Regions from separate parts of the Mus musculus genome. Here region 1 is linked to region 2. The links are chromatin contacts, found by Hi-C or POLR2A ChIA-PET in ENCODE. All regions are on one chromosome and are shown on one strand. Each heading gives the region's core, a stretch centred on a gene start or an enhancer-like site at or near the end of the contact. The rest is flanking DNA. Distances are from core to core; before and after follow the strand shown. Region 1 has its middle 60 kb from the start of Gm39458. Region 2 holds the start of Ctnnb1 (catenin (cadherin associated protein), beta 1).

Region 1 (4,881 bases), core at 137-2,636, 200 kb before region 2:
GGCTAGGAAAGGGCCTGTCCTGGTTTCCAGCACTCAGCAGGTGAGCAGTGGGGGTGGGCAGCCGGCTCCGTTAGACCACCCACTCTCACCCCCTACCTCAGTGAGCATGCCCGAGCAGGTGTGCCCCGAGATTTAAATTCTCAAAGGATGAAGAAGCCTGGACTTGGAGGACGAGCCCATCCCAGCTCCCAGGCCCCAGGCTACGTGGTACTTTCCCAGGGATCGCAGAAGGACTCTTTGTTTTCCTTTTGAACACAGAGGACTCTGTTGAAGACCCTAGATGGAGAACAGGAAACCTTGCTCCCCTCCCAAACCCCCACCCCATTCCTTGCCGAGCCCTCTGTGGGGGGAGAGAGGACATCAGAGCAGGGCACGTCCCTAATGTCTCAGCCAAGGAAGCCAATGAGGGACATAAGCACCACACTGAAAACCCTCCCTTGGGCTGGAAGGCACTGGTGTTACTGTGCGGATCTTGTGTGCCTCCTTACTAACCACCCCACCCCCGCCCCCCAGTGTGACTATCCAGGCGGCAGCCAGGATATTCTAAAGACAGCTGTGCCTTTCCTTTTGGCTATCTGGAATTTTCTCCCAAGAATCTCATGCTTGGACAAGGAAAAGGCTGAAGCCTGCTTCCAGCCAGAGGAGTGCTTCTACCCCAGGAAGATTTTACACTCCGGACAACATGTCAGGCCATCTTGCAGAGAGGCCTGAGTCCAGACAGTGATCATGGGTCAGACTTGACAGAACTGGCTCACTGCCCTGCCTCATTTGCTCACTAAAACCTAAACCTCAGGTTGAGACCCTACAAATGGACTTTGGGGGGATCCCTGAACTTCTCTGTTCCTCCCCCCAGTGTGGTCACATTGAGCAAATCTCCCTTCCTACTTTTTACTACTGGTTTTGGAGATGCTGGGGACAGGTGGCTTGCTTGTTGAGGCTGCTGAGGCCCAGGCTCACAGGTCGGGGAACACCAGCAGCCTGGAGCTTTTCTGGTCCACAAGCAAGCCTCATTGCAAACGCAGAGCCTGCTGTTCTCACCCTCTCCTCAAGGAAGCCATTGCTGATCCGCTGTCCAAGGAGACCCACAGTCCTGCGCTGTCACTTCCTAACTGTGCAGCCCCACCAAAATCCTTCCTGCTGAGGACACCCTTCCGTAGTCTCTCTGAAATGCAGGTCTCTTGAGAGCACAGAGCCCCTGACACCTTCCCCACAGCTGTCACTAACAAGCAGAATGGGGGTATGCCAGGGACAGGAGCTATCTGGGAGGGATAGCCGGGCACAGAAGCCGGCCACACTCCACATTTGCTGGAAGCTGAGCCTGTATTCACTGAAACATGAGGCTGGGGATGCCTGGGAGACAGCTGGGATGCCTGGCTGGACTCAAGGGAGAATCTGAGCCTGGGATATATATTTCAGAGTCTTTCTCATAAAGCTAAGAACCAAAGCACTGGGTGTGCCCAGAAGGGAGCAAAGTCAGAGCCTCGGACAACAGCCACACCCATCTGATGCCCAGTCCCAGCTGCTTCTGAATGCTTCCCTTCCCTCAATGACAGTTCTGCAGAACTGCCACCCAGGGTCCTCCCAGGGCTTCCTGGTCCTCCTGGCAGCTGCTGGCGGGAGGCTCTCCGCTGCTCTGCATAAGGGAGGGCCATCTGCAGGGCGAGTGCAGAATTTACAATGGACATGAGTGCACTAGACAGGGGCTTAGATCAAAGAGGGCGCCCGAGTTTGTGAAGTCCTTTCATCTTCTCTGATGAAGGATGATACAGAAACGTGAAGTTCGGATGATTGTTTCACTGGGTTCCGGACAGAGCTGGACCGGAACTCACCCAGATGGCCAAGCTAGATGCCCTGTGTGGATGGCTCTATAACACACAGACAGGCCAGTCACATAGTCTAATTCTCTGGTATGTGTTAGTCAATTACATCATCTAAGTGACCTTTATGGTCCTACAAAAAAATCACGACTCAGATTGCTATAGATGTAGCATGAAATGTACATATTTTGTTGCTATATGTAGAAAAAGCCGTATAAGTCAGTAAAGGAAACAGTAAGGACATGTGGGTCTGCCGGCGCCTCTCCAGAGAGAGCCTGGGAGAGACGTCACCCCTAGAATAAAGCGCTCGCTTCACTTCACAGGGATCAGTAGGAAAATTAACAAGGGCCCCTCGTTCTGTTCCATAATTCATTCTCTTTGTTTTAGACATTGAGCTAAGCTGGTGACTCGAAACCACGAGGAAGCTTTTAAACCCAGATCTGGGCCTGGCAGTTTTTGCCTTCCCAGTGACTTCTCCCATCATTAGGGAGATGGACATCATGCCAGCTTGTCATTCAAATTCCCTTCCAATTTAACTCCGTGTCCTTCACAGGCACCCACTGTTACCTCACAGCAGATAATGCTGCTTTTCAGGCTCACCGCCCTCCATTGGAATTGCACTTGTGGCTGGATTTAGTCCTTGGCTTGGGGCTAAGTTAAGATGCGGGAGTCCAAGGGGAGACGGAGAGCTGTCTGTCTCCCTGTGTTTACCTGACCTTGTAAACAGGGGACCAGCTGCTGTTTCCTGCTTTCTGCCACTGGGGAAAATGGAAGGCCACAGGAAGGTGACAGCTGAGGGTCCCACAGTGGGTCCCCAGGGTGGGTCACTCATCGGGCTGTCAATGCAGCTGTTGCTTGCTTGGGTTGGGGCCCTGTGCCAATTTGGACGCTGGCATCCCGGTGACAGCAGCAGCAGAAAGGGCAGGGAGATAAGGAAAGGGGGAACCTTGAAAAGGCTCCAAATGATAGTTGGCTTGCTTGTGACATAACATCCCCCTTCCCACAGCCACCACTCCCCTATACTCAGAGGGATGTCGGAGACATCGTAGGTGAGCTGAGTACATTTGCAGTGAGATGGGCAGCAAGCCCTACCAAGTCATGCTGGTGGCTTCGAGAGCAGAGGACCTACCTAGCCCATGGCTGCTGTCCATTGCTTGCAGTAGCCTCCTTCCCTGCTCCTGTTTTCATGTCAGGAGAGAGAGAAGACTTTCTCCTTGCAGCCAGAGAGAAGAAATACAACATAGAGATGCCAGTTTATAAAGAGTGTCATGTTTAAATGGGTCAGATGCTTGGGGTTCAACGGGTCAGTCAGGGTCACACCCTAAGACCATGAAGCCACGATGTCAGCCCGAGATACTCCACGGATCCCAAGAACCCCCATGAAGATGCCCCTCTGAGTCAAATGTTGCTATGGACCTTAGGTGGACAGTGTGGGGACAGGTTAGCTCTATATCTAGCATCTATTTAACTGTTATTCAGTCTCTTCCCCAAATGCCAGCAGTGTCACAGAAGAGACAGTTGTCCCCCTGGCCACCCACCCTCACTGAGCAGCCAGGGTTGATATGGCAAACCTAGATCTAATTACCCAGCGCCTGCAGAGCAGCAAGGTAAGGCCAAGCTCTCAGGAGCATTTCTGCAGAAGGAGTGATCACACTGCACAGTAGGATTTGCAGCAACTAAGATCACTTGCTCTGTAAACCGAGAGGACACGCTGCAGGTCAGACAGCACCAAAAAGGGCTCCTTGGAGAAAAGCTGTGTCTCCAGTCTCTGCTGAAAATGAAGGTGGCAGTACGGGCAGAGGCCAATCTGTTCTCAAGAGGACAGAGACCACTGTTGTAGAGGAGCGGGGTTAGTGACAAGAGAAGTTTCCGACAGGGAGAACACAGTGCTGAGCAAAAGCTTTGGGTCTTTGCTCTGTCCTCATCCCTAGCAACAAACCTTTCAGAGCTTCTGGTTTTTTTTTAAATATAATCTTGTTTGCTTTTATGTGCACATGTGTATGTGTGTGCCTTCTTTTATGTGCACATGTGTATGTGTGTGCCTTCCTGTCTGTTTGTTTACCGTGCGTTTGCAGTAAGTGTTCTTGGAGGCCAGAAGAGAACATCAGACTTCCTAAAACTTGAGAGCTGGAGTTACAGACAGCTGTGAGCTGCCATGTGGGTGCTGGAAATTGAACCCTGGTCCTCTGCAAGAGCAGCAGGTGCTCATAACCACCTAGCCATTTCTGCAGCCCCAGAGCGTCTGATTTTTCTAGGAGGATAGAGTGAAGATTTCTTCAAACTTTTAAAATTTATTACTGAAGTTTTCATGAAACACTCCATTTAAGGCTTTGACCCCATCATTTTATGCAAAGTTTTAGCAATTGAATGTTCCAGGGGTCTTACTGCTCATTAATTTAAAAATACAAACAAACAAACAAGCAAGCAAAACCCAAACAAACAAAGTTTGAAAAGAGTACCCTGGCATGAGTTCTCAAAGTGTCAGAGACAGAGAGCTTTAGGGAGGGAGAACGGATTGGTTTTGTTTCCTTTGTGTATGTATAACTTGGAGAAAAACTCGGAACAGGATATCCAAGGATAAATTTCATCCTTTATATATTTAAAAAAAACAATTTTTTTTTAGCCAGTATTCTTATCCTGGCCCCACTTCCTGTCCTGTCTACCTCCTGACTGTGGATGCAATGTGACCAGTCAGACCCCACAGCTGCTGCGTGCCTCCTTATCCACACAGAAGACTGTATTTTCTCAACGGTGGGTCAGAGTAAACCCTTCCTCTCTTCCTGTGCTTTTCAGGCATTTGGTCTCAGCCAGGAGAAAAGCGGCTAACACAGTTTAGCAGCAGGGAAAGGTCTCCCAGGGTAGCCTTGTCTTGTCTTGTTTGTTTGTTTTTAAGGGGAAATTATCTGAGAAATACTACATGGGAAGATAAAAGCATACAGGAAAGAGCTGTTTTGTGATTGGTTCAAAAACCTGTCTAAATAAGGATAAGAATCTTTGAATTTAAATCTGCACATGGATGACCTCAGGGAGCTAAAAATAACCATGATATGAATGGAGTAGCATT
Region 2 (4,929 bases), core at 2,030-4,529:
ATCTGCAGTCCCAGAATCCTCCGGTAAGTTAATCCTTCTTGCGATGGGAAACGCCTTGAACCTTCTTGTGAATAAAATACCTGCAACCATTTTGAAATTTTTAATAGAGGGGCTGTGTGTGTGAGTGCATGTGTGTGTGTGTGTGTGTATTTTTGCACGCGTATAGTATTGGGGAGTATGCGTGTCAAAGCATGCTTTCCTAGGACCGCATTGGTATCTGTTCTGAGAAATATGAAGAAACATATATACCTCTGTGCCCTTTGCCTGTCACGATGAGTCTCCATTGCTTCCTCATCTCGCTCTGTACGGTAGCCGTTAAAACACATCTTTAGAACATAATCCAAGGAAGGCCCGGAGAACACGCAACTGCAAGCGTGAAGGTTGGTGCCAGCATAACTAAAGGCCCAGGCCACAGCCACCTCCGTACCCATCACCTCCCGCTTCCTTCACGGTCCCTCCTTTGCTCTGGAGCCGTTCATGGGCTGCGTGCGAGAGCTTTCCACGGAGGCTCTCTGCGGAATCTGCCCAGTGGGTTACTAGACGGCCTCTGTGTGGGAGAAAAAGCCACACGTAGTCTGACAAGAGGTATTTACAACTGCTTAGCCTGTTCAACTGGAAATCAACAAAAAGATGACATACCCCTGACACGGTGTTTTACAAATCAAAAGTCTGGATCCATAAATAGCCCACTTGACGAACGTTAGAACGGAAAGCGGATTGTGATTTTTTTTTTTTTTTTTTTTGCCTGGTGTTTCCACGTTATCATAAAGAAATTATTTTTAACAGGTCTTAGAGAGTCAGTATTGGCTGTTTCTGAGTGTATGGCTCTGCTGGGAAAGGAGTCTTCCTTCCCAGGGTTATTGGGATAGGATCCAAAGTGGACCACACCCTAATTCCAGTGTGTTTTTCCATCTTTTGTGCCTATTGTCAAATGGACTTGGCTGACAATTACAGTTTTACTTTAAACGATGAAGGTGTTAATCAAAAGACGTCGGCTGTCCTCAAAAGGAGGCTCATTGTTTTAGGTATGCAGTAAATGTTTGACTAATGGATTTTTTAGAGCAGAAGGACCAATGCTGGCTTATTAATACTTACTTCTGCACAAAGTGCAAACACAGACTGAGCATGTGTGTGTGTGTGTGTGTGTGTGTGTGTGGTGTGTGTGTTTTAGTGAACATCCTCTCTGCTCACTATTATTCTACACTATTCAGTGTAGGCAAAGCTTGATCTGCAGGTGGTCTGATTACAGGACAAACACACCCCCATCCCATTTCTCAAAATGAATTACTTTATGTCGAACCCATTGGGCTGATCTTGAGGAGAAGGGGTGTAGAAGAGACACCAATTGCCATCTATGTGAAGTGTGTTACCTGGGGTCAATTATTTTAGCAACTAATTTTATAAAACCACCTCCTCCTTAGCTGCTTATGTTATTTTCAAATTAGCTCATAAAACCAGCAGGTTTCTTTATTCATCAGGTATGTTGATGACGTGTTTCTTTCTGGTGTAATGACAATATTTGTCTTAATTTCACAGAAATTGTCATCTGTTTTTGGTGACAAAATTATGGAATAGTCTTGTTTCATGAACGAAGTGAACAGAAATCTAGAGAAAATGTAAAATTCAGCTCACTGGTTTCAAGGCCAGTCACCTGGTTATGTCTCCTGCCGAGTTACACTGATAGGAAGAGGAGTGTTTGCGTTGTGGTAAAATCTGCCTTTTCTCTGAAACATATTCTCTGAATTATCAATAGGGATTGAGACTTTTAATTCTACGCTGGGGTTAAAATGCCAGAATTATGTGCTCTGTCTTGGCGTCTGGCTAGAGGAATATGAATACAAGGCTGTCTTTATCTTTTAGATTTGTCAGTGGTGCAGGCGCTTCTTAACGAGTTTTAATAGTGTGCCCTTTAAAAAAGAAGCAAAATTGGGACACAGAAAAAGAAGCAAGTGTCAAAAAGAAAAAAAAAAGAAAAAGAAAAGAAAGGAACCCCCCCCCCCCCCAAAAAAAAAAAGAAAAAGAAAAGAAAAGAAAGGAAACCCCGGACAGAGGTGAAGTCAGCTATCTAATTTTAAACGAATCGACCAAATATTCTTTAACTCTGCATGTGACAATTAAAATTAGGGGTTGGTAGCTGCAACCACCACTGGTAGGGCTTTGGTAAAATACCTTTTCCTGCTCTATCTCTCTGAGTTATGGCAGGCCAAGTCAGCCCCAGCCAGCAGCAGAGTTTACTCTCCGGAAATCCGAGCAGAGCTGCAGAGGGGAAAGGTCTAGACAAAGGCCCTCACTGAGCAGCTCCAGCATGGTGGACTGTGGTGGTTCACAGAGTTACGGTGATATGTCTTTAAGATAGAAAATTGAGTCATTTAAAAACTAAGCTGGCCCTACAGCACCGGCCCTGCCTCAGTGATGCATGGGCTTCCTGCCAGTACCTGTACATAAGGACCTATTGTTTACTTGCGTTAATTACAGCGCTGGGATGAAAGAAGGCAGTGGGGCAACTTTCCCTGTTGCCATTGTTTGGGAAGAGACGTGAGCTCAGAATAATAGGCTGGAGACAGCCAATTCACCCCAACTGCTCCAGTTTTGACAAGTGCCAATCGTGAAGGACAACAATGGGGCCATTTCCAAGAGAAGATCCAACTTCACCCTATTGTCATGATTTGGGGGGGGGGGAGCTCTCGAAGGATACAAAATTAGTTTTGAAAATTTAAGAGGTTACCCACAGGTCCTCTCAGCAACACACTCGAGTTTCTCAAACAATACAGAAAAATCGCTGTCCTTGGTCCCCACGCCTGGTTCTACTGACCCAGTGAGTCTGGGTAAGATGGGGTTTCTAGGAATCACGCTGGTGAACGCAGTGGTGGAGCTGAATCACTTGTTAATAGATGTTCGCAGACACTCTTGGGGACTCCAAGGCCTCCTGGGGTGGGGAGGAAAGGTGGCTGGGCCCCAGGTTCCCTGTCCGGATTCCAGAGGCACAGCGGGAAGGGAAGCGGGACACTCCTGGGAGCGGTAAAGTGTGGTGGGGTCCAATGGTGGTTCAGGGGTGTGGCGGCCGGTGCACCGGTGATGGCAGCCTCGAACCTGCGCCGTCCGAGGCCGCACTCCACCCGGCCCGCGGCGGCGGCCCGCTCTCGATTCCTTTAGTTTCCAATGGAGCGGCGTCTGGACGCCCCGCCCCGGCTCGGCCCCTCCCGGCGGCGCACGCGCAGAGCGACTCGGACTGGCGGGGACTACTTTCCCCGGCCCGCCCGCGCCCCGCCCCTCGTCCTCGCGCGGCGGAACGCTCCGCGCGGAGCGGCAGCGGCAGGATACACGGTGCCGCGCCGCTTATAAATCGCTCCTTGTGCGGCGCCATCTTAAGCCCTCGCTCGGTGGCGGCCGCGTCAGCTCGTGTCCTGTGAAGCCCGCGGCCCGGGGAGGCGGAGACGGAGCACGGTGGGCGCCGAGCCGTCAGTGCAGGAGGCCGAGGCCGAGCGGGCGGCCGCGAGTGAGCAGCGCGCGGGCCTGAGGTGCGGCGCCGCGGCGGGCCGGCTCGCGCCGCGCCAGCGGGAAACTTCGCGGGCCGGGTGGCGGCGGGAGGCCGCGGGGACGCGCGGGCTGGGGCCGGGGCCGGGCGGGCGCGCGCCGGGAGCCCGGATGGACGGCTGGCCGCCGTGGGGGGTGGGGACCGCGGTTCGCGTCCGGGCTGGGGCCGCCGCGGGGGCGGGGTGGGCGGGGGCCTCGCCTCCGTGGCCCGCGGAGCCGGGGGGACGCGAGACCTGGCGCTCGTCCCCTCTGTCCCTCGTGGAGCACGCACAGACAAATTTTTTTTTCTCCCTGCAACGACCTGACTGTGAGTTTGAATCCAAACAACTTTAAGCCGTGGAGTCGCCAAACTTGGATGCAGCGGGCGGGATGCGTCAGGAGCGTGTTCTCGGAGGGTGGCTTCTTGGACTCGCGTGGGGTTGGTGGCTGCGGGGCCGAGGTCCTGGCGGGAATTTGGGACCGTGGACGAGTCACCGGCCACTCCTGGTGTTGGAGGCGGGGGGGGGGGGAGGTGCGCGGGATCCGAAACCTGGGCTTGGGGGAGGGGGACTTGCCCTTAGCCAGTAAGTGTGGGGTCCGCTCCAAGTGTTTCTCCCCAGCGCGTTTGCTTTCTGAGCGAGACGGAGTGGCCGGAGCGCGGACCGCCAGGGCGTGGGAGCCTGGCGACTTGTTCTGAGTGTTGTTTGGGGGACCAGACTTGGAACCGACGCTCCCAAGTTCGGTACCCCAGGCCCGCTCCGGTGAGCCCGCTGGCTGCGGGGCAGCTTTGTCTCGGGCTCGGGTCTCCAGACATCTGTGGGCTCCCCTCCCCCGCGCCCCCCGCAGCCCCCCTCCCGGGGCCTGAGCTCTGAATGGAGAGCGGCTGGGCTGCTGGTATGCGGAGGTCGGCGAGAGGAAATCGAGGAGTGGTTTTAGTGAAACGAGAGCTTTGTGCCATGAATAATGGTGGCTTAGACCAGACAGCAAGCTGAGGAGACGGCAGCTTTGCCTTTGATAAAGTCTGCCTCATGTTTTTCACATGGCCAAGTTGTGAAGCGTTTTGTCTGGGATTTAGGAAGCCATTTCGCTATTTACTTGAGGTTTGCAGATGTCTCAGTGCAGTCTCTCCTCGTCCCGGGAAAGAGCTTGCTTTCTTGGTTCTAATTTAATGTTGCTTAAGCTTGTGGCCTTTGTATTTCGGTTTTGTATGTCCGGCTCAAACTTTGAGTTAAGGCCCGCAGTTACATTTAGTTCACTTTCACCTTAAACATTCAGAAATCCCCGAAATTAAAATGAAGTGCCTCCAAGGTTTGTTTGAGAACGCCCTTTCACAGCGGACAACATTGTTGATGGTACTGGGGATAGTCATTCTGTGACCTACCTAACCTTTGTCCTCAAGGCCGAGTCTGGACAAGG

Evidence for each region. A loop is a pair of places that touch in the nucleus more often than their neighbours do. ChIA-PET counts read pairs that join two places held with the same protein, here RNA polymerase II (POLR2A).
Region 1: a loop to region 2 is called in a map of heart, with 2.6 times the contacts of the local background. The contact joins the enhancer-like site here to the promoter of Ctnnb1 in region 2. A Hi-C loop is called at or near these places in 2 of 37 maps with a recorded cell type or tissue (both heart). POLR2A ChIA-PET finds 5 or more read pairs at or near these places in 2 of 5 experiments (Patski and embryonic stem cell).

Annotation. Positions count from the first base shown.
Region 1 is chr9:120,732,750-120,737,630 of GRCm38, forward strand. No RefSeq gene overlaps it. Among named protein-coding and RNA genes, the nearest start is that of Gm39458, 60 kb to the left of the region's middle. Within about 2 kb of position 1,387, at least 1 of the 3 ENCODE cell types and tissues checked has a DNase peak (open chromatin) inside an H3K27ac peak, as active enhancers do; it is heart, where a contact is called at or near this core.
Region 2 is chr9:120,930,121-120,935,049 of GRCm38, forward strand. It overlaps Ctnnb1 (catenin (cadherin associated protein), beta 1), which reads left to right and starts at 3,280. Exons shown (of 15, transcript NM_007614.3): 1 at 3,280-3,518. 4930593C16Rik (RIKEN cDNA 4930593C16 gene) reads right to left here and starts at 682. Exons shown (of 3, transcript NR_040753.1): 1 at 640-682; 2 at 250-547. It overlaps Gm38502 (a long non-coding RNA gene), which reads left to right. Exons shown (of 2, transcript XR_380012.2): 2 at 1-89.